Linked DNA regions of Mus musculus: region 2 is linked to region 1. Evidence: chromatin loops called from intact Hi-C (ENCODE). Cell type or tissue: gastrocnemius. All regions are shown on one strand. Links, peaks and the distances in the headings refer to the core of each region. The heading gives the core; the rest is flanking DNA.

Region 1 (11,583 bases), core at 1-8,000:
CTGGGAGCAGTGCAGCTTGAGGGGGCGCCCTGCCCTGCGCATTCGACGGTGCTCCAGGAAGGCAAACAGGCTCTGGATGAGCAGATGTAGACCCAGGATGGCACCGTAGAGGCCAAAGGACAGGTAGTGCTTTTCTGTGTGGATAAACTGGTAGCCTGTCACATAGGCCGCCAGGATGCCTCCCAGCACTACCAGGGCAAACAGACTGGTGCCCACCACACGCAGGGCTGTAGTCAGCTGCACCGGCATCTAAAAACAAGATAAAGAGATAGTGGATCAGGCAGGGACAGCATTTATTTCTTGTTTTCTTTTCTTTTTTCCTTTTGGTCTTTTTTCGAGTAAGGGTTTCTCTGTGTAGCCCTGGCTGTCCTGGAACTCACTCTGTAGACCAGGCTGGCCTCAAACTCAGAAATCCGCCTGCCTCTGCCTCCCAAGTGCTGGGATTAAAGGCGTGCACCACCACTGCCCAGCAAGTTCAGCATTTCTTGTCAAAAAAGCTTGAGCATTCTCAAGATAGGCCCAAGACAAAAGAAATGACCCATTATTAAAAACCATTATTTCTTACTGAACTTGACTTAAGACCACTGGAAATTCAGAGCCTAAGTTGCTGGGGTTCAAGTCCTAGTTCTGACATTTCTAACTGACCCACTCCCCTTTCAGCTATTTGACCCATAGAATGTATTATACAACTAACCTCATAGCATGTTCCAGGAGCAAACACGTGACATGTAAGGGCAGTAGAATAGTGTTGATCACAGACAAGCCAGATAGTCCCCTGGGATATGGTAGGTGTGATCTACCTGACCCAAAGCTCTTAATCCATAAGCTTCTGTGGGGACATTGGGCATAGAGGGGACAGCTCTACAGGCAGTGTGGGAGAAGATGGGTCAGGGGGCAGCCCAAGGCCTACAGCTACCACCTCTAAGTGTTAAGTGTACCCTGGGAGGGGACCATTCCCAGCACAGCAAAAGGCCCATGGAGAAAACAGGGGCAGGGGATGTAAAAGGGGTGTGAGGCAGACAGACACAAATCATTTCTCTCTTCCACCCTTCTGTAAGACACTGCGCAGGGTTGGCTTTCACTGTTTTCTTTACTTGAGAGGCAGGAGAAAAGGCCAAGAGATGGGAGAGGGGAGTTGGGGTGTGGACAGCCCTGCTGTAAGACCAGCAACTGAGCTATAGGGGACTGCAGCAAGCACTGCAGAGAAGGCTGCTGGGGAGCTCCGCCTACTTGGTCCTAGTGTCCTGGTAGGCTTGCCGGCATGTTTCCGGCCCAGCCACTCAAACAGTGTAGGTTCCCATTTGTAACTAAGTTGGGGTTTCTAGCCCCCATCCTGTTGGGAACAACTGTGCATTAATGAGAGGAGCCCAGGACTTGACATCGGAGACCAAGGTTTGGACACGCTCCACTGCCTCCTGGCTTCCTGACCTTGCCCAAAGACTTACTGTCCATGTCCCCAAGAGGGATGCTAATGGTTCCTTGCTTCTCAGATCTCAGGTAATTTCCCTGACAATGGATGCACATTAGCCCCTAAGGGCTTTCCCAGGTGGGAGCGTTAGGAAGCAGTGTGGGAAGGAGCGGCTGCCCTCCATTCCTGTCTCTTTAGCTACCTGTCCAGATTGGAGAATCCTTGTTTTAGACAATGACCCCTCACTTCGGAAACCTGCTTCAATCCTGGTCTCCCTGAATCCAGGCACCATCCCAATAGGAATAGACTCTGCTGCCAGAGATATCCATCACATAGGATGGGTGCGGAACAGTCACTGCTTAAATCCGCAAAAGCATTCTTCCAGCAGTGTAGATTGGAAAGAACTCTTGGCAGCTTGGCCTCTCCGGGAAGCATGTCCTCTGGGCGGCCTGCCCTACCAGCCCCGGGAGCCGCCGCATGCTTCCTCTGTAGGACTCCCAGCCCTCCTTGCACACACCCAGCTCAGGGAGCCCCAGGCATACGTCCCCTGCCTAGTCTCCAGCTAGAGCTGATACATAGGGGACGCTGCGGGCCCTACTGCCCGCCTCGTTCTGGGAAGGGACGGGAGGTGCTGTGGCTGGCCCAGCAACCTGCGTCCTGGCGCCCCGCCTCGGTGCAGTTCCAGAGGCTGTCCGGTCAGGTCCAAGGCAGCTAAGGAAGCTCTCGCCACGCTCCTCACCCGGCTTGAGCTTCACCCCGCTGGCTAAAGCCACACAGCCACACCCACGTGCAGGTTTCCCACGACTCTGCTGGGAAGGAACGGAAAAGCCAAGGAACAACTGCCAGCCCAGACCCTACTCATCTTCTCAGGGCCCCAGGTACCTTGGCAAAGGAGTGCCTGCAAACAAAGGCAGCATCCCTGCAGTTGCCAGCCCCCTCCATCCGGGGGCCAGACCCCCTCCCCCTCAGGAATTAAGAGGTACCCATCTCCCTACAGAAGACCCAGGAAGGTTCTGCAGCTGGATATTCTATGTACAGTCAGGCTCTGGCACGGGCTCTTGTTGAGGTCCTCTGCCCAGAGAGGACACTGTATTTCCCCAAGCCGGTTAACCAGAATGTGATCTTATATCCTGGGCCGCTTCCTCCATCCTCTCAAAAGAGATCCAAGAAAGCTCGCCCAGGCTAGCTAAGGCGCACTTAGATTCAAGGGCACGAGGGTGGGGGCGCTTTACGGGATCCATGTCCCATAGGACAATGAAAAGAAATAAAAACCTCCAGGCAAGGACGCACACCTCCCTACCCAGCAGTAGAACTTTGAGGGCTGCAAGATTAACAGCAACTCTCCCACTGACAGGTGCGCCCTGCAGCCGGGCTCACGCACGGCAGTACAGAAACTTGCACTAGCGGCTGGAGCTCCTCCAATCTCTCCTAGGCACCCTTGGACCTCTCTGAACCGGCAAGGAGGAGGAACTCATCTCACAAACCTGTGCTGTAGGGACCAGATCGCTGGAGATCTCGGTGTCCCCGCAGGTGTGAACCCCCTGCGGGCGTGAGTTGGGGGGAGGGGCACTCTAGCCTCGCTCCCCGCACAGCCTCCCTCCACCCCCAATTCATTCACAAAACAAGAGCCGCAAGGGAGGAAGGGAGGAGAGGCTGCGGGAGCCCAGGATGTCGGAAGAAAGGGAGGAGGGGGTAGGGAACATGGTGCAAGCGACTGCCGCCGGGAAGCATTGAGCGGCCGGAGCCCCAGGGTCCCCAGGTCGCGGTAAGAGGCTCCGGCCCCTTGGGTGCGCTCACCGTGCCGCCGGCTGCCGGCGTTCCGGTGCTCAGCAGGCCCGCGGCGGCTCCATGCTCCTCCTCCGGCTCCCGCCGCCGCGCACTGCCTCCACGGTGCCGCTGGGGCTCCGACTGACGACCGCCTTGCCCAGCAGAGCCGCCTTAAGTATCGCGCGCGACCCACTGGGAAAGGCGCCCTCCTCCGGCACCAGGGCAGGGAAAGTTGGCAAGAGTGGGAGGGCTCCCGGAGCCCGCGGGAGCGCCCGGTGCCCGGCCACCGGCTGGCGCTCGCCAGACTCGGGGTCTGTCGTGGACCTAGCCCCTCCGAATCGAGAGTCGCAACCTCTGCCTCTAGAAAACTAGGGACCCCCAGTGCAGCCCAAGGCTCAGCTGCTCCACGCCGACCTCCGGGCCAGCAGCCTTGGAAAGGCTGTCATTGTCCCTAGCCTAGTACCTGAAGCATCGTTAACTTTCCGGATGACCAGTGGGGACCTACAAAATCGTTCATGTCCATCCCCGCCCCCACGCCCCGCTCCCGAAACCTGGAAACCTACTCACCCTGCAAACGGGCTACCCCAGAAAATCTTCTGAACGCCAAGGGGCGGCTCGCTATGTGAGGGGACTCCCTAAAAACCTTCCCGGTGGCAACAGAGAGGGACAGAAAAGAAAAATTGTCAAATAAAAGGAGGCTGGTCAAAGAAGGTGTTAACTATTATGACAAGCTGAGCTTTGAATTCCGCAGCGGGGCGCTGATGACTTTAAGGCTGTTTGCAAAAGCTGCAGATTGGTCTAGCAGGAATCCAGGAGGTTCCGGTCTTAAAGCCCAAACGGCTCTTCCTCCCCACCTTTCTTTCCCACGTCCCGACCTCTTAGGTCCCCATCCGACATCCTCGCTGGCAGTTCCGTGGTCCCTGGAAGTTGGTGTAGACTCCTCCGGTGAGGTGAAGCCGAGAGGGAGTCCAGGGGAGAAGAGTGTTTGTTAGAGGTAGAAACTCTAGAACCAGCTGGAGATCTCGAGGTTTTACATCTCAGAAAAACCTGAAGAGAAATTGTAATTAAAGACTAGTTTTAAAAATGAATTTATGGGTCCTCCAACCGTCAGAGATAACTTCGCAGGCGGAAACAATTTAATAGGCATGTGAGCTGCTCCAGTCAGGAAGCCATCCCTCTCAGACATGCCCATAGGTCACTTAGCCACAGAATCCACAACACAGCCACCCTGGGCCCCTGCTCCGCCCACTCCCACCCTGACAGACAAAATCAAAACCTTTCACCCTGCTTCATTCAGGAGAAACACCACTGCATGGGCTAAAGGGCTGGGCAGTGAGTGAGTTTGTTTTGTTGAGACAGAGTCTGTAGCCCGGGATAGGCCTTTGAACTTCCCATATAGCCAAGGATAGATAAACCTGAACTTCTTATCCTCTTTAACTCCGAAGAGAAGGATGAGGGCCACCACACCCAGTTTATTCACTGATGGGGACTGAATCCTGAGCTCTGTGCATGCTTTGTCAAAGTTCTAGCCCCAGCTCCAAAGAGTGTGCTCTTAAAGGCTGTTGAGATGGCTCTTTGAGTGATGACACTTTGGACCAAACCTGAGTTCCAGTCTCTGGGACATGTTGGAAGGAGAAGGCCAACTAGCTCAAGTCCTCTTCTGACCTCTACACAATGATATACACATCCACGATAAATAGATAAGATATAGAAATAACGGCTGGTATTGACCCATGTTGTCATGTGTGCTGAGCTACCAATGGTCAGAGGGGCCCTGCTATAGCCTGCAATAGATACTCAGAGAAGTAGTGTCTGGGTAAAGAGGGTTGCTCAGGAGTCTGTCAGCTTGTTTTACTACGGGCTGTGACAGTATAAACCTCAATGTCTCCATGGTAGAAATGAGGTAGAGGAAGGACTGTTCCAAGATTTGCAGAGTCCTCGAGAGAGTACATGACAAGCCACAGTCACTTCAGCCTGAGATGGCTTCATCCGGCCAATCCAGCTGTTCAGTTACAAGCAGTTTCTAATTGGTGTTTAGATAAATCTGTTATTACAGATCCTAGGAGGCCGGGGCCACCCATGCCACGCCCAGAGGCATTCAAGTCTGGAGAAGCCAGGGTCTTAGGGATCCTTTTGATCTTCCCTCCTCTCTCCCAGAGTTGTAATATGCAACATTTTAGATCAAGGAAAACAAGCTGGGCTGAGGCAAAATTAGGTGCACTGGCCCCATGGAGAGGAGATACCCCATACAGAAGTTCGCCCCCCTGTGATGGGAGGGCCTAGCCTAGCCACTTGGAGAAACCAAAAAAATTTAGTCTTGCACGTGAAATCTCTTCATTTTTAAGTGTTAGCAGCTAATTCAGATGTTGGACACAAACATCCCATAGGTCAGGCAAAATGCATCAGTCATTGTCTGCCAATTGGCTGCTTGTGAATCGATCTGTTTAGAGGCTCAAGGAATGGGGCAGCAATCTTGAAAAGGTCCAGTTCTGTCCCCAGAATGGCTTCTCTGGGTGCACATTCCCTCTCCTGCCACTGTTCCAGGGCCAGCTTGTGTGTGTCAGTTTCTGAGGCTCCAACTGTGACCCGCTAGGCTTCTTACCACTCTGCTGGCTCTAGAGTGGGGCTGGTTCAGCACATCATTGCCAGTCAATTAAGACCTTCCCCAGAAACAGTGGGCCCAGCTAGGACAGTCAGCACTTGCCTATACCAATGGACTTTGCTCCATTCTGATGTGCAGGACCAGGACCTGGTATGATCAGGAAAATACAAACTGTCTTTACCATTTTTTTTTGTAAAGGCTGCCTGTGCCAGGGAGGATTTGCAATAATTAGCATCCAGTTTGAGGGTCCCTGTTTGCATTATCCCTTCACTGTAAAGTGGTCCAGGGGCTGCTACATTAATGCCTGGAGTTTATCTCCGAGTACTAGGGATGTAGAAATGGGGTTAATTCCATATCTAGTCACTTAGAAACATCTATTCAGACTTGAAGAATTGACTTTTGCAGACACTAAGCCCCTCAATCTTGCTCAGAAGATTTTTTTTTTCTTTTTTTTCTTTTTTTTCTTTTTTTTTTTTTTTTTTTGGTTTTTCGAGACAGGGTTTCTCTGTGTAGCCCTGGCTGTCCTGGAACTCACTCTGTAGACCAGGCTGGCCTCGAACTCAGAAATCCGCCTGCCTCTGCCTCCCGAGTGCTGGGATTAAAGGCATGCGCCACCATGCCCGGCTGCTCAGAAGATTCTTGCCACACTCACTTAACTCACATGGGAAACTGCTCAGGGCAGGCGGCCTGAGGCTAGTTGCCACACGTCGACTATCCATATTGAAGACAATCCACTTGCAAAATTAAGTTGTCCCAAGAGGCAGTTCCTTCTTTCCTCATCCTGCCTACTTTTGAGGCCAGGTGTAGCCCAAGTTCCCCCAAACTCTTAGTGATCCTTCTGCCTCAACCTCCAGAGTGCTGAGATGGCGGGCATGTGCCACACAGCTGGTTATCATTAGTGATGATGGGGAGATCTACCTGGAGCAGTGAGGACATCAGAAGAGAGGTCTCTGTGGGCTAGAATGAATTGGACAGAGGTCCATGGAGAACACTCTAGCTAGGAAGACAAACTGCAGGAATGTGTGCAGAATGGCATGTGTGCAGAGTGGCAAAGGGAGGCCTGGCTGAGACAAGACATTTACCCCATAGACCTTCCAGCTGTGACTAGTGATGGAGTCTGGCCGCTCTGAAAAGAGGGTGGCTAAGGACCACACTGTGTGTGACTTTAACATACCAAGCAAGGATTCTGGAGTTGTTTAGTAGGCTACAAGCACTGCTAACAGGTAGACTGGGTCACGGGCAACATTTATCGGTAAGGATGGGAATCAGGACTCAGAGGTCTGAGAGGCGAATCAGCCAGCAGAGGGCTGAGAGGGGGTGGGGATAAGAACTGTGGGTGCTGCTTTCAGAAGGTGACAGTGTCACCCACTGTGGGCCCAGAGGATGGCAGGATGAAGTGTTTAAAAAGAGAGAGATTTCCCCCAAGCTGGGGCAGGCTGAGACAGAAGGATTACTTGACCCTGTGAGTTCAAGACTAGCCTGAGCCAGGTATAGTGGTACACACCTTTAATCTCAGCATTCAGGAGGTAGACACAGGCAGGTTTGTGTGAGTTTGAGGCTTGCCTCCTGGTCTACATAGAGAGTTCCAGGGTAGCCAGAGCTAGAGATACTAGAGATATCCTGTCCCAAAGAAAGAGAGGGAGAGAGAGAGAGAGAGAGAGAGAGAGAGAGAGAGAGAGAGAGGAAGAAGAAGAAGAAGAAGAAGAAGAAGAAGAAGAAGAAGAAGAAGAAGAAGAAGAAGAAGAAAAAGAAGAGAGAAAAGAAAAGAGAAAAAGGAAAGAAGAGAATAGGCAAGGAAAGAAAAGGAAAAGAAAAGGAAAGGAAAAGGAAAAGGAAAGGAAAGGAGAAAGGAAAGGGGAAAGGAAGGGAAAGAGAAAGGGGAAAAAAGGGAAGGAAAGGAAAGGAAAGGAAAGGAAAGGAAAGGAAAGGAAAGGAAAGGAAAGGAAAGGGAAAGGGAAAGGGAAAGGGAAAGGGAAAGGAAAGGAAAGGAAAGGAAAGGAAAGGAAAGGAAAGGAAAGGAAAGGACTAGCCTGGAGACATAGTAAGTCCCCCATCTGTCTCCAACCAATCAAATAGTGGCTTTGTTTTCTCTACTGGGTGATAGTGCTTTCCTTCTCTTGAGACAGTACACTTCACAATTTGACTTAGCACATTATTCAGAGTGGAGAGTGTGTGCCTTGAGTACAGCAAGGCAGCTACTGCCTGACAAAGCTGTAGTTTTGTAGCTCGCTCCTCTCGGGGACACCTTGCCTGGCTAAAGTTGCAACTCCTGCCTTTGATGGGGAATTGCATTTGTTTTAAACTAAGAGTCCTTTGCTCTGCTGGCAGCCAGGCTCTTTCATGCAGCCTTGAAGATCAGGATTAGGTCATACCAGATGGACAGAAGGCTTTGTGCAGCCATCTTTCCCTTCTGTCTTTTTTCCAGAAGGCATGCTATGGCATATGGGGATCAGAGGACTGCTTGTGAGAATCAGTTTTCTCCATCTACCATGTGGGTCCCCAGAGTCAAACTGAGGTCTGGTGGGTCTATCGAAAGCACCCTTTACCTGTTGAAATGCCTCACAGGCCCAACAAGTCATTTCTAAATGGTTAGAATTCTGAGTTCTGAGACATCCCTTCTATGCTGTAACCAGGTGGGTGAGAAAGATTTCAAAACCTCAGTCTACAGCGAAAGCAATGGAGCCCGGAGCCCAGAGCCCGGAGCCCGGGAGCCCTGTGTTGCGTATATAGCAGCAGAAACCCTGGGTGGTTGGCCATATGGAAATCTCCTCACTGTTCTTTGAGGGAGTTGGCAGGGGAGGGGCTCGTGCCGAGCTGTGCCAGCTCTTCAGGCACCTGTGAGAACCACAGAAGGACACAGGGCTGCCTGGTACACACCAGCTGCTCAGAGCCCCCGTGCCCCTCCCTGCACAGTTACATAGGGATCCTGGATAAGGGATGGGCAGTGTCTTAGGGTTTCTATTTCTGTGATAAAATACCACGAACAAAAGCAACTTGGGGGGAAAAGGGGTTTATTTCAGCTTACCACTCTCGGGGACACACTCTGTCACTCTGTCACTGAGAAAAGTCAGGGCAGGAACTCAGAGCAGGAACTTGGATGCAGGACTGAAGAAGCATGGAGGACCGCTGTTCACTGGCTTGCTCCTCGCGGCTTGCTCATGTTACTTTCTTATATGCTGCAGTGTCACTTGCCATCCATCAGGCTTACCGAGAGGCACCGTCTTGACTGGGGTGGCTCTTCCCTAACAGCTTGTGTCAAGTTGACAACACAGCAACCATCAGGACAGAGCATGCTGAACGGGCTGCAGAAGTCTCCCGGAAGGAAGCTTTCCCTAAAGAAGGTGTCTCTCTCCTTTGGGAGTTAAAAACCTACTCTATTTGAGTAGTTTGTGTCCCCACCTATACATACACATAACTTATTGTGACACCAAGTGGACACACATACACACACTTCCCCAGACTTTCATGGTACGACCCTGTGTGTAGTCAGCCTCTCAGATCATTTGGTTTATGTTAGTGGAATACCACCATGTCCAAGTGTTTTTTGTTGGTGGTGGTTTTTGCTGTACCAGGGATTGAACCCATGCAGGGCAAGGGCTCTACCACTAAGCCATATCTTCAGGTCATCAGTTATAAATAACTCCTACGATGCTGGCACTTCTGCTGTCTGTCCTCTTTCTTGCTTAAGAGCAGTGTTTATCGCTGTCGCAGGGGAACTGAACCGTTCAAAAGCATTCGAAGAGCTAAGGGCAATTGCAATCCCCGTGGCTGTATGGGAATGGACTCCTCAATAAAATCCATCCCTCTTATAGCTGACTTGGAGAGCTTGCTTGCACGTGCATGCACACACACGCACTCACATGCACACGCACACCAATGCAATGGCTCTCACTCCTGTCTGTTTTAGATTTTTCTAAAGCCCAGGGGACTTTTTTAAAAACAGTAATGGCTGGAACCCATCCTAGATCAATTTTCTTCAAGCCACTGGGGCTGGCCTGAGGCTTGAATATTTTACATTTCCCAAGTGACTCTATTATGCATCCAGGCTTGAGTGCACATCCCAAGGGTACTCCTTGCTGAGATTATTTGCAAGGCCATTTCCTGCACCAAGAAGCAAGTGAGAGGCAGCCCGCTTGGCCCCTCCAGAGCTAGAAGAACAGTGCAGACCCCTTGTCGTCTGGCATTGCCTGCCTTAATGATAGGCACCTGTTTGAACTAACCTAAAAAAACCAAAATCCCCAAATCCAACAATGAGGGGGCTGGAGACACAGATCCTCAAGAGTACTGGCTGACTGTGGTGGTTTGAACATGCTTGGTCCAGGCAGTGGCACTAGTAGGAGGTGTGACTTTGTTGGAATAGGCATGGCCTTGTTGGAGGAAGTGTGTCACTGTGGGTGTGAGCTTTAAGACCCTCATCCTAGTTGCCTGAAAGCCAGTCTTCTCCTAGCGCCCGCCCTTCAGATGAAGATGTAGAGCTCTCAGCTCCTCCAGCACCAAGTCTGCCTGGACACTACCAGCCATGTTTCCTGCTTTGATGATAATGGACTGAACCTCAGAACAAGTAAGCCAGCCCCAATTAAATGTTGCCCACACCTTTAATCCCAGCACTCGGGAGGCAGAGGCAGGCAGATTTCTGAGTTCGAGGCCAGCCTGGTTTACAAAGTGAGTTCCAGGACAGCCAGGGTTACACAGAGAAACCCTGCCTCAAAAAAACCCAAATATATATATGTATGTGTGTGTGTGTGTATATATATAAAGTATGGGTGAAGGATCTCCAGAGGCTCAGGAGGGAAAGTCCAGAGACTTACATGGACCTGGTATTGGCCATGGGGAAATAGCCACTTGACTGATTCGAGGGCTCTAGTTTTGGAACTCTCTGAACAAGACTTTTGGATGGGGGTGGGGAAATCATTTCATCCCAGTTCTTTGAATATCAGCATTAACTTTTTCTACTTTCCCAGCTCACTCCTCTGCCCCTCGCTCATTCTGTTACAGGGTCCCATGCAGCCGACACTGGCCTTGAACTCATTCTGAAGCAGAGATGACTTTGGATTCCTGACCCACCTGCCTCTTCCCAAGAGCAGGGCTTACAGGCCTGCACTAACACATCTGGCTCAGGTTGGCCTGTCTTTAAGATTCATATTGTGGCTGTGGGTTTTGAAGTTCTGAGAGTGGTGTGTGGTCCAGAAACCGTCTGTGCATTGTGTATATGCAGGAAATTCTTGCTAGAGGCTCTGAAGCGCAGGATGGCTTTGTTCTCCAGCACCAGGTGGCTACCTGTGCGTGTGATGACTGGGCTGCACCCAGAAAAGCCCCACCCAAGGCACTATTCTGAGCCGGCTTCAGCTCCTAAGGTACACAGTAAAGATGAAGCATTACGTCATTTCATAAACCACTTAAAAGCCCAGGAGTTTTTCCAGGTCCCCAGAAGGGAGAGGTTCCCGTGGCTCCCAGCTATACTGTAGACTGACTGCCTTTTCTTGAATAGCTCCCGATACTCCAGTTTTCTACATCTCCGGACCGATGGTCGCCCCCCCCCCCAAGGGTTTTCTAGCTCACCCACTGTATTAGTCAGGGCTCTCTAGAGTCACAGAACTTATGGTTAGTTTCTACATCGTAAGGGAATTTGTTGACGACTTGCAGTCTGTAGTCCAACTCCCAACAATGAATGGTCTGCAGCAGCTGTGAATGGGAATCCATGGATCTAGCAGTTGCTCAGTCCCACAAGGCAAGCAGGCGAAAAAGAGAGAGTAAATCTTCCTTCTTCCAACGTCCTTACGTAGGTCTCCAGCAGGAGGGGGTGGCC
Region 2 (12,321 bases), core at 2,424-10,423, 50 kb after region 1:
TGGAGCAGGATGGATGTGAAGAGCGAGGGCCGTGGACTCTTAGGATCTGTGTGTTTCTACTTCCTGAAAAAGCTACACTGAAGTCCTGAAATCCAGTGCCCCAGAATGTGACCTTGTTTAGAAACAGGGTCACTGTAATGGTCACATCTTTCTAAATAAGGCCATAATGCAGTAGGGTAGACCTAATGATGGCTGATACTGCTTGTCAATGCGACAGAATCTACAGTCACTTAGTGTTGCTTGGTTGATGAGTTGGAGAGGATAAAGGAAGGTTCGTAGAAGACTGGGGGCTGTGGACTGTGCTACCACTCCAGACAGAGGACCTACTAAGGTCCAATGGATTCAGGAACCCCAGCAATTCTCATAACTGAGAATGGGAGGCGTTCTCACGGCCTGGTTCCTGTCCTGGGAAACACATGACCACCACACCCCATTGAGAAGACTGTGACAATCAGTCACATAGGGGACAACACCTGATGTCCTTCCACATACAGAGGAGGTATCCCTAACATCTCAGACCAAGCCAATAGAAAGCACTTGCCTCTAGATCCCAACCCACCCAACATGTTTATAAAGTCCTAGCCACAAGGAAGAAAGTGCAGGAGTTATTTCGCCAAAGACACCAAAGATCACCTGAGTGTGCCTGTCTTATTGTGCCGTAATGCTCCAGGGAAGTTTTCTCTCCTGAAGCTTTCCTGCCACCTGCCACCAACTCTGGGGCAGTGGGAGCCACGGAAGAGGCCCAACAGCCCACCTTACTCTGGCTTTCCCTCAGAAATCGATAACTCTTTGCCAGCTCCAGTTGGTTCAGAGCCCCTCAGACCCCCTCGGACAGCGCCCAGTACACAGACCAGCAAAAGACAACTTAGAAACTTAAGTTACTTTTAAATCCCATGACAACTTTTAACTCCAATGACACTACAAACAACGCCGGACACAAGATTAATTCTTATTAATTAAATTAATAATTAAATGCCTGGTCTTTATTGAGTATGAACTGTACAGACACTCGTGCCTTCCGGATAACAATGTTAAGAGGGAGGCTTCTACCACCAGAGCCTAACACTGGATGTCAGCTATGATGGCACACTCCTGTGATCCCACTCTGAGGCAGATGCAGATCATCGTGAGTTCTAGGCTAGTTTGGGCTTTATAGAGGTTCCGTGTGCTGGCTAGTTTTATGTCATTGCTTTAACATAAAAGCAACAGTCATCAGAGAGAAGGGAGCCTCAGTTGAGAAAATGCCTCCATAAGGTTGGGCTGTGCGCAAACCTGTGCATTATTTTAATTAGTGACTGATGGGGGAGGGGCCATCCCTGGGCTGGTTAGTCCTGGCTTCCATAAGAAAGCAGGCTGAGCAAGACAAGTAAGCAAGCCAATAAGCAACTTTCATGGCCTCTGCATTAGCTCCTGCCCCAAGTTCTTGCCCTGACTTCCTTCAATGATGAACAGTGATATGGAAGTGTAAGTCAAATAAACCCTTTCTTCAGGATGTTGCTTTGGTCTTGGTGTTTTATCACAGCAATAAAGACTAAGACACCCCAGCTCAAAAAACAAAAGCTACACATGGTGGTCTTCACATGTAACCCCTGCACACAAGCGATGGAAGCAGAGGATCCTGTTGAAGGCCATCCTTGGCTACATAGTGCGTTTTGAGTCAGCCTGGGCTACAAAGGATCTTGTCTCAAAACAAAACAAAACAAACTGCCAACCAACCAAATAAACAAAATCCAACAAAACGGTCCAATGCTGTACTTGAAACAAAAAGTCACTGCAGGATGAAAGCTTGCATCTGATTCAGAAGTTGACTCAACCATCAAATTAATAAAACCAAACACCTACCCCTGTAGAAACTGCAGGCTTGCTTTATTTTCAAATAAATGACCTGTTGTTAAGATCTTTCCTTCCCTCCTCCTCCAGGAAGCAAGATGGTTCAGTGGGTAAGGTACTTGCCTCTAAGCCTGATGACTGAGTTTGAGCCCCAAGACTTACATGTTAGCAGGAGAGAATGAACTCCTGAAAGCTGTCCTATAACCCCCCCCCCCACACACACACACACACACACGCTGTGGCATGCACAGCCCCCACAGTAAATACATACTAGAAAATAATTGTGGGCTGGTGAGATGGCTCAGTGGGTAAGAGCACCCGACTGCTCCTCCAAAGGTCCAGAGTTCAAATCCCAGCAACCACATGGTGGCTCACAACCATCCACAACAAGATCTGACGCCCTCTCCTGGAGTGTCTGAAGACAGCTACAGTGTACTTACATATATTAATAAAATAAATCTTTAAAAAAAAAAAAAAAAAAAGAAAATAATTGTTTTTTTTTCTCATTTTGAAAGAATGAATTCCAAAGTCTACTGCTGATCTCCCACTAGACATAACAGAGAGAGAGAGAGAGAGAGAGAGAGAGAGTACTCTGTTGGCGTTAAAGTTAGGGGCTGGAAGGAGGAATTTTCTTTTTGGTCTTTTGAGGCAGGTTTTAAGATGGCTCAGGTAAATTCTCTCCTGCCTAGTCTCCCAGAGCCAAGACTACAGATGTGTACCACTACATACCTCTTCACACATGAGCTTCAGAACAAAATGCTTGGTCACTGCAAACTACATGCAAAAGAAGCTAAGCTGTCATAGTTCTTCTGGGAAAACTATGCGGAAGGCACAAGTTATGTAGATACTTTATAGTCAACACTAAATCACTTTAGTTTGTTTGTTTTGAGACGTGGTCTCACTATAGATAGATAGATAGATAGATAGATAGATAGATAGATAGATAGTCTAGAACTCCCTGAGCAGACCAGGGTGGCTTTGAGTTCACAAAGCTCTTCCTACCTCTTCTAGCCTCTCCAGGGCTAGTGTTACAGGTGAGCATCACCAGGCCTTTTTTTGTTTAATATGTCTAGCTCAGGCTGGCCTGGAACTCCTGAGCCCCTCTTCAACATATCCTACCAGTGGCCCCTCCACAGCCAGGTTTTTGTTTTTGTTTTTTTAATTGAGAGTTTTGTTACGTAGTTCTGGCTTGCTGTGTAGACTGGGCTGGCTTTGAGCAATCCTCTTGTCTTTCTTTGCCTTTGGGGCTGAGATTATAGGCATGTGTCACCATGCCCGGCTGCTCCCTTCTTCCTATTATATATGTAGCTTTATTTCCATTTCTCCATTATTCATGGTAGTTACACTTTATAAAGTCACTGAGTACAGAATCAGTGAGCATTGGTGTTTCGTTCCCACTGGAAATAACAGGCAGGTTCCTTATAGCCTTGGCTCTGCTAAAGCATTTACTTTTAAGTACTTTAAAAAGAAACAAAACCCTTTGTTCCTAGAATTGGTAACTTCTACTTTTGAACTGATTTATTTTTTCATTGTCTCTTTTTTCTTTTAAATACATCCAGTAACTTTTTTAAAAGGTTTACTTATTTTTTATTTTATGTGTTTGTGTAGCACAAGTGTGCAATGAATGTACTTGGAGGCCAGAGAGGGCGTTCCAGACAGTTGTTAGCCACCATGCCAGTGACAAGACCCGAACCTGGATCCTTCCTGAGAGCAGCAAGCTCTCTTCACTGCTGAGCCAGCCCCAGCCTGTGCAATTTTGAATTGTACCTTAGGTATTAGAAATGTGAAGTTATGGAAACCCTGAATCCTGCTTTCCAAAGGATGCATCTTTCTTTTTTCCTTTTGTCTTTTTGGAGTGCTGGGGACTGAACCCAGGGCCTGTGCATGGTAAGCCAGTGTTCCATCACTGTGCTACATATTTATTTATTTATTTTCTGTGTGTGAGTGATTATGTGTGTTGTGTATCAGTGCACTGAATGTGGTTCATGTGCATATGTGTATATGACTACACATGTGTGCATGTGTGCTTGTATGTGTACATGTACCTGTTTACATGTGCAGAGGCCAAAGGAGGATGTCAGGGGTATAGCTCACTCTCCCTCCACCCCCTTGCTCTCTCATTTCTTTGAACCTAGAGCTAAACTGGTGGCCTGGCCATCCTGTCCTCGCTGCCTTGCCCCTCAGTACACATGTTCCTGTGCTGAGAGCTGGGGTCACAGGGAGATGCTTGCCCATCCAGTGCTCTTACTCACCTGGCCATTTCTCCGGATTCTCTGGGTTGTTTTGTTTTGTTTTGTAAAGCAGGCAGCTATACTGCCTGCTTCAGAGGTTAGCCACAGACAAAAACACACAGGACTGGGACCTGCTCTCTGCATCTTCTCTCAGATTGTCAGTCTCTTCTCACCAGCTTGCTGTCTTAGACTACTCCTTCCAGTATGGGCTAAGAAGTCCTCCTTGCTATGTCCCTACAGTACTGTGTGCCTCAGCAAATAACTTCTTAACTTTGTCCCTGCAGTGAAAGCCAAGAAGACAGACACTCCTGTGCACACAGTCAGCCCTCTAAGCCTGGATGCCTCTTAAACCTGCCTGCTCCCTCTCTCAGGCAGGTCGCTCACTGTATCACACAGACTGTGTGGCTGCTCTGGGAAGCAGTGCCAGCGTCACAGGACAGTGCCCAACGTCCACTGCCCTAATTACTGTTTTTGGAATAAATTTATGAATGTGTATATTCTAGACTACTGCATAGAACGAGCAAGTCCCTGGGCAGAGATCAAACATGGGAAGAGGGTGGGAGTCACGTGCCACCTCTTTACCCTGTTGCCCAGCTCGCTCTTTCTGTGTCAAGAAGGCTGTTCTTACCTCTGAAAGCAACACTAGTTACAGGTCCGAACAGGCCATGCCGCCTCTCCTGGGTATTCTTAGCAAATTTATCCTTCAATAAGGTTAGGTAGATAGGAGTTTAAAGAAGGTAACTTCTGGCTTATTAACTGTCATGCTGTAAATTAAATAGATACCATCTAAAGCTAAAACAAAGTTAAGAAGAGACCCATCTTCCCCCCTATGAGAAAGTGCATACAGATTTTGGGTTGACTGCCACAAAACAAAACTCTGGCTACTTTCAAATGGGAATGAGCTAAAAACTGCCTCGTGAACTAAGAGCAGTGGTGGCTTCCCTCTTTATCCTGCTCTATCCCTCTCCCTCCCTGTCCAGATGCCATCACCACAGGTTCTGGGCTTCACATCCATGAGCAACAGATGAAACCCAGCATTGTCTTCTGGCTGTAGCTGTAGAGACAGTGATGGAGCGGGACAGAACAGAAAATACACAACTTCACCAACAGAGCAGGGTTTTCACTTCAGCTGTTCCTGGGGGGCAAAACAGCTCCAAGGAGAAATGTCAGCGTGAGCTCTGGCCAGTGTCTCCACTCATTACAGCGCCCCGGGTGTAATCACACCACGCTTACAAGATTCCACACACCTGGTCTCAGGGATGCAGTGGGGAGACAGTCTTTCCGTCCTCCTTCCTTTCCTTCACTCACTGCGTAAGCACAACCTATAAGTTTCAGTGAGTGCGAGTAGAATGAGGCTTGGAGAACAGGAGAGGCATTTCCTGTCTACACCACATTTTGAAAGTGACAAAGATCTGCAAGACCACAGGCTGATTCCTGTTCGACGAGGTAGAGTGCTGCTTCCATTAGCTAGTTACAGACGAGAGACACCAGGATAATGTTTCCGTTCATTTCCCTTCCTGTAACCCATGTCAGTCTTGACCTTGCCATGTAGCCAGCGCAGCCACCTGATCCTCCTGCTCTCAACCCCTGAGTGCCAGGATCACAGGCACACGACAGCACAGCTGGCTTGGAGTTTCCGCTTCATCTTTCACTGTGCAAGCCCATCATTTCTCTCTAACTCACACACACATACACATTCTCCTTTGTGTGTGTTCATGTGTGCATACTGTAACTCACACTTGCTAAGGATTCATGAACTAACAGAATTTTTTCTTTTTGGGCCTTAGGGGTCAAAATCAGGGCCTTTAACCACGAAGTATGAGGTTTCCAAGTAAGCTACACTCCACAGCTAGAGTCTCAGAGATCCGCTTCATTGAATGCATGCGGCCCAGGAGCTCCTGTTCTGTAGCAGACAATGAACTTTAACCCCTGTCCCTCCTGCTTCTAGCTTCCAAGTTTTGGGATTACGAGGGTAAACCAACACACTGAGCTTAGATTTCTCCTTACAAAGCTGTAACTTAATATTAAATATATTTTATTATTTATTTGTGTGTAGATGTGTATCTGTGTGTGCCTGAGGTCAGATATATATCCTACTGGCTGAAGCTGGAGTTACAGGAAGCAGGGTGCTGACTAATATGGGTACTGGAAATGAAACTTGGGCCCTATGCAAGAACAGCGCATGATCTTAACTACTGAGCCATGTGTCCAGCCTTTAAACCGACTTTTATTGTTAATTAATTTTAGGCTTATAGAAGATTTTAATATAGAGTCCCGATATTCCCCTCACCCCATCTTCCCAGTTATTAGCAATTTATATGAATAGTGATATTGAGTAGGGACATAGTTTAGTGCAGACTAGAACATGTAAATCAACCCCTGGCCCCAAAAGGAAAAAAAAAACAGCAACAAGAACAACACGGGGACCATGATATATTTGCCAAAAGCTTCACAAGTTGTGTTGTGCTTGAGGTAGGCTCTTGCTCTGTAGCCCAGGCTATCCTTAAACTCATGATCCACCGGCCTTGCTTCCTAAATGCTGGATTTTAAATATCTGACACTAAGCCTAGCCTAAGTTGTTTCTTGAGTGGTTGGTGATTGAGTCTAGGGCTTTTCCTGTGCTGAGTGCTGGGCAGGTGCTAGACCGCTGAGCTACATCCCAGCCCTGTGGATCTTAACTAAGACAGAAAACAGCAAACCTTTCTTTTTCTTTTCTCTTGTATTGTATTGCATTGTATTGTTTTGAGACAGGGTTTCTCTGTGTGGCCTTGGCTGCTCTGCAGACCAGGCTAGCCTGGAACTCAGAGATCCACCTGCCTCTGCCCCTTGGTGCTACAATTAAAGGCGTGCACCACCACCCACCTAACACAGATGTTTCTTAATTCTCATGTGTACAACAGGTTTTCCATAAGAGCTGTGTTTTGTTGAGAATTTATAATTCATTTAATTCTATGAATTGTCAGGTCATGGTGCACGCGTCCCTGAGAACTCCATCACTGCACACTGCTCCTCTAGAGAAGCTTGGTGACTCAGCCAGACCCTTCTCCCCACGTCCTTTGAGTCACTATTAGCCACAGTCCCAATATCCATTTCCTGCCTTCCTTTTTGCTAACTAAACTTTGATTCTGTTCCAAGCAGAAATGTGCCAGCTAACTGCAACATGGAGATACCTTACAGTGGGGAGTGGTTAGGTGAGCATTCTGGCTAATGAATAAAACAAAAGTAAGTTGGGGTGGGGTAGGGGTGGTGATTCTAGGAAACTGCCCCCCCCCCCAAAGGGTGTAAATGTGCCTAGAACTGTCTCTCCTGCTATCCTTGGTTCCTGAGACTTGACAAAAACAGATCCTTACTTGTTGAGGCCACGATAGTCAGGCTTTTAAAACAAGTTCATGCCACATGAGCTCATTCAGGCCAACCCGCACCACAGACAGGGCGCATGAGAAGGCGGGCAGGCAGAGAGGCGCAGCTGAGGGTGACGATCAGGGAAGTGGCCCTTTGGAAGTTCAGCTGCCGGGCTGAACAATGGCAAGGAGGTACTGATGGAGGAAGCATGGCTGTGTGAGGTGGGAAGAGGGTGACTGAGAGTGCCTACATGTACAAACAGGCCTCCGCAACCTGACACGGTAACTATAAGCATGAATAAAGCTGTTCTGTGTGGCAGAACAATCACTCTCACAATGGCTTCCTGGAGGTTTGGTTAAATACTGATGTGCAGGCCACAGATGAGTCTGTGTGTGCCAGCAAGTGAATTATTAATGCAGGCTCTATCTGAAATCAGCTGGGAAGGCGGTTCCATTAGAAGCAAGAAAGAAATTAATTTGAGGTCACTTGATCTAGGCACACATTCGGATGCATAAACTTTCTTCCTATATTAGCTATACACCAGGGAGAGGTCCAATCAAACCCCCTGAAGGAAGAAAAAAGTGCCACAGTGGAAGTATGGACTGAAGTCAGGCCTGGCAAGGAAGCCAGTCTCTGACATGAAGCCTCTTGTGCCTAAGCATGAACAACGGAGTGAGTCAGAAATACCACTCACCAGAGTTCAGACTGCAGAGCACGGTGACTGCACTCCAAGCTCACCTTGGAACCTGCCCCGCGAGAGTGCCAGGACTCAGGGCCTCGGTAAGCCTGTGTGGTTTTCCTGAGTCAGTTACCGTGCAACTCTAATGCACTGCAGAGACTCTAGCTGGAGATGCAAATGATGAAAACTCTGTTGACCAGCTCATATCTAAGAAAAGGGTTGAGCTGGACCTGTACAAGAAGACTGGATATCAGGACAACGGAAGGAAGGGGAGGCGGGCTTACCTCTGTTGCTTTCTGGCTGAGTCCCCGAAGCAGCAGCACAACTACGTGGACTGCAGCTCTGCGCACTTGAACATCATTGTCTGTCTTAGCCACAGCAATCAGGCAGGCTGTCACCTAGGAGGGAGATGGGAGAAGTCAAGAGGAATCAGGGTTGCATAATTACCTACAGGCCTCCAACTGTCTCTCTCAGTCACAGTCCTCAGGAGCAGTCTGGCACTTGGGAGGCAGAGGCAGGTGGATTTCAGAGTTCAAGGCCAGCCTCGAAGTGAGTTCCAGGACAGCCAGCGCTACACAGGGAAACCCTGTCTCGGAAAATCAAAAAAAAAAAAGAAGAAGCTGAGATTTAGTGGCAGAGGTTTGGTATAGACAAGCTTTCCTGGAAAAGGTCATAATCTGATTGGAAATTCATGGATGGAACCAGGGAGTTTTTGAAAAAAGGAAAGGTCAAAATGCAAGATTCTCTCTAAACCTAGGGAAAGGGTGTTAGGTGCTCGTCTTTCGGAACTTCACATCAGAGGAAGGAGGGACTGGTCATGGTAGGTGCTAGGACCTAGCTAAGGAGTGTCAGTTCCCGGCCAGATGTTCTTAAGCCTCTGTGCAGCACAGGGTTAGGAGGAGAGAGAGACTCCTTCCCCTCTGCTGCCCACCCAGCCCTGCAAACCTAGTGTCCACTCTGGGAAGTCAGCACAGCCAGTTTCAAGTACGAGGACCCGAGTGTGAAATGTGCCCACACAAGAAGGAAGGAAAGAGAAAGAGAAGGTGGGGGAGGGATGGGGATGTGGGGAAGGGGAAGAGAGGGGGGAGGGAGAGGAAGAGAGAAAGGAAGAGGGAGTGAAAGAAAGGGAGAGGAGAAGGGGGAGGGTGAGAAGGAGAGGGAAAGAGGGAAGGGGAGGGGAGGGGGAGAAGGAGAGAGAGAGAGAGATTGATTCTGCCTGAGTTCCTTCCTTTGTGGAACAGATCTTTTAGCACTCAGGCCCTGACAATTGTATCTCAGAAAGGAATCTACTTGTAAAACATGGTGCTGTGGGCTGGTTAAATGGGTGGAGGCATGAGTTACTGAAGCCTGCCGGCCTGAGCTCTATCTCTGAAACCCACAGAAAGGGGAAAGGGAAGAACTGACCCCTGAACACTGTCCTCGGATACACACACACACACACACACACACACACACACACACACACACGCACGCACTGGTGCCATATATACATACCTAATAATTGTATGTAACAGAGCAGTGTGGGGCTGGGGGTAGCACTGTTGGTACTGCAGGCTGTACAGGCATGAGGACCTGAGTTTGAAGCTGGAACACACACAGGAGGGAGGGGAGGAGGGAGGGGAGGAGGGAGGGAAAGGGAGTGGGAGAGGGGGAGGGGGAGGGGAAGGGAGAGACAGAGAAAGAGAGATTCTCTAATCCTGTACCACCTAACCTACCACTGTTTGTCATAATGCAGAAAAATACTGTAAAACTTCAATAAAGAGACAACCAGCTTTTCTGAAGCACCCATGCAAGTTTCAAGATGACAAGCAGGACTTGTGTGTCACGTGGTACTAACAGACTGTGAGTTTGTCTAAACTGTTAAGCTGGTTTCTCACATAGTTTTGCTATTAGGTTTTCATTGTGTGCTTGCACTTCTTGGCTAACAGTGGAGGGAATTTTAGCCGTGATAAGAAAATAGCCAGATCGTGTATTAGAAAACATGTATAAATACTTATTATGTTCAAAGCATGGAGAATGCAGGCACAATGAGGAAACTGGCTTGTGTAGAAATTTTAACTATGCAGGTTGTATTTTTCACAGCTTTCAAACAGTTGGGCAGAGTTCAAAGTATCTAATTAATCAGTGATGGCAGAGAGATTAGAAGGAGGAGGCTTGTTCTGAAATATAATTGCATCTGCCATGCGCTGGCATTCTGTCAAGTCGCGCATCCATTACACAAACGTGCAGTTTGGAAGGGAAGACAAGCCCTAGAGAAACTGCAACCTACGGAGAGCCATTGTTCAGTAAGATCCAGTAAGCTACTTCTCTGCTTTGGACCTAGAACTCCCAACCCAAGGCCAGCAGGAGCAACTTCCATGCCCCTGGCATTAACGGTAGAAGCATTTTAGTCCTAGGAGGAATTCCTTGGACCACCTCCAAAGAGGCAACAATATAATAGCTACCTCTACTTTCAAGCTTAGTATTTACAAGATAGGAACTGAAGGTGGAGAAACAAGTTACAGCTAGGCTGTGTCTTTCCAGACACATGAAAGTTCTCCAGACTTTCATAACATAGGAAGCCAACCCAGAACAATCTCCTAAGCCAAGGCTCCTACATGCTTGTCTGTGCCTCTCAAGGTTTAGCTTGAGAGCCATGATTCCAGTTTGGGCGAGCATGGTTCCCCTTTTAGAAGCCTACTGGTGCCTCCCTGTGCCTCAGTTCTCAGTGAGAGAGCCTGGCTCTCACTGTTAAGCTAGCATTTGGATATCCAGGGAGAAGCATCCTGCTTGGAAAAGGGCTTTCTCTTTACAGTTAATTCTTCAGTCCCTATGGTATCTTGAAGGTAAAGTGGAAAGAACTGTGTTCCTCTAGGGACTGCTGGGATGGCAGGCCGCAGCAGGGCAATCACTGCCTGGGACCTGAGAATGGAAGAGTCCCATGGACCTTCTTCAATACCTCTGCCACCAGGACCACATCCTTCGAATATGCAATGGCTTATCAAGGCCCTGAGATTTTTGTATGGCCTTGTGCTATTTAAAGGCTGAAATAGCTCCTTTCGCTCAGGCCAGGCCTAAGGCCCAGCTTACATGCAGCTTCCTGTAGGCTGCTGCCATGAGCTTCTGTCTGACACAAGACACAGGGAGACTGCAAGGCTGTCTGTCACCTTCTACCTGTCTAGTCTGACCAGCTACTCCATGGCTTGTCTCTCACCTCCAACTCCAAAGGACAGGCCCATTGTTGCCTTCCATCTCTAGAAGTCTCGCTGAACCACAGACATGATGTAAGATCTTTACTAATTTATGAATTGGTATAACACCCCCACTTTCCAATTCTACGTTCTCCCACAGGACAGAAATCATTTTGTGTTAATCCATGACACTTGCTCCAAGAGTCAGTGTACGAATTCTAATAAACAAGACTGCTAAAGGCTTTTTCTTCACAGGTTGAATCATGGAAAACCATCATTCCCCAAAGAGCTGGCACACACCAAGTATAAGTAAGACTATGCAAACATAACCATAACCAATCAAATGGCAAAATTGCCAATAACCGACTTTGGACCATCCAGGAGGGAAGCCACTGGAGTTGGGGTATGAACCAAGAAAACACGACTGCAATATCCCAGCTGTCTTTCTTCCCTTCCCCAGAGCTTTGTTTGTTACAATTCAGTTAGTGTGCTAAAGTGTCTGACGCTCAGTCCACTGGGGAACTGCAAGCCACCATTTGCTATGAGCTCACCTGACTCACTCAGTCTGCTAGGAACCATGATGGCGACCTGAGCTTCTTCAGGGCTCCCCAAGCATTAAGGTCTCCTCTCAGGTACCCTGCCACGTAGGAAACTACACTGATGGTGGAGAACCTTGAGTAAGAATACCCCCAAAGACTCTGGCATTTGAATACGTGGTCCCCAGTTGATAGTGCTGTTGGGACCCTCAGCAGGTATGACCTTGCTGGAGGAAGTACATCAATGGGGGTAGGCTCTGAGTGTTCACCTCGCAACATTTCTAGGTTGCTCTCTTTATTTTATGCTTATGGTTCACAATGTGAGCCTTGCTGGATGTGCTGGCTCACACCTCTGATCCTAGCACTTGGGAGGCAGAGACATGCATATCTCTGTGAGTTCAAGGCCAGCCTGGTCTATAAAGAAAGTTCTAGGACAGCCAGGGCTACATAGAGAGACCCTGTCTCAAAAAAAGAAAAAAAGGAAAAAGGAAAGAAAGATGAAAAGCTGTAAGCCTTCAGCTTCCTGCTACCAT

Evidence for each region. Peaks named below come from ENCODE experiments on the same cell type or tissue, not always from the same donor. Only the 100,000 strongest peaks of a DNase experiment are listed, where the experiment ranks them.
Region 2: it touches region 1 in a loop (7-fold over the local background); 6 of 42 quality-filtered maps call a loop at or near these places.

Annotation. Positions count from the first base shown.
Region 1 is chr8:106,862,574-106,874,156 of GRCm38, reverse strand. Has3 (hyaluronan synthase 3) reads right to left here and starts at 3,321. Exons shown (of 4, transcript NM_001331048.1): 1 at 3,206-3,321; 2 at 1-249. The coding sequence starts at 249. In gastrocnemius, for the core only: CTCF peaks have their summits at 1,998 and 3,372; DNase peaks (open chromatin) are centred at 2,988, 3,363, 3,945, 5,750 and 2 more places; H3K4me3 peaks cover 3,376 bases; H3K27ac peaks cover 3,519 bases.
Region 2 is chr8:106,814,615-106,826,935 of GRCm38, reverse strand. Tango6 (transport and golgi organization 6) reads right to left here. Exons shown (of 18, transcript NM_173037.1): 17 at 8,367-8,480. Gm34197 (a long non-coding RNA gene) reads left to right here. Exons shown (of 3, transcript XR_387997.4): 3 at 1-1,339. Among named protein-coding and RNA genes, the nearest start is that of Gm34197, 26 kb to the left of the region's middle. In gastrocnemius, for the core only: no CTCF peak of the experiment used is centred there; a DNase peak (open chromatin) is centred at 10,284; H3K4me3 peaks cover 676 bases; H3K27ac peaks cover 3,242 bases.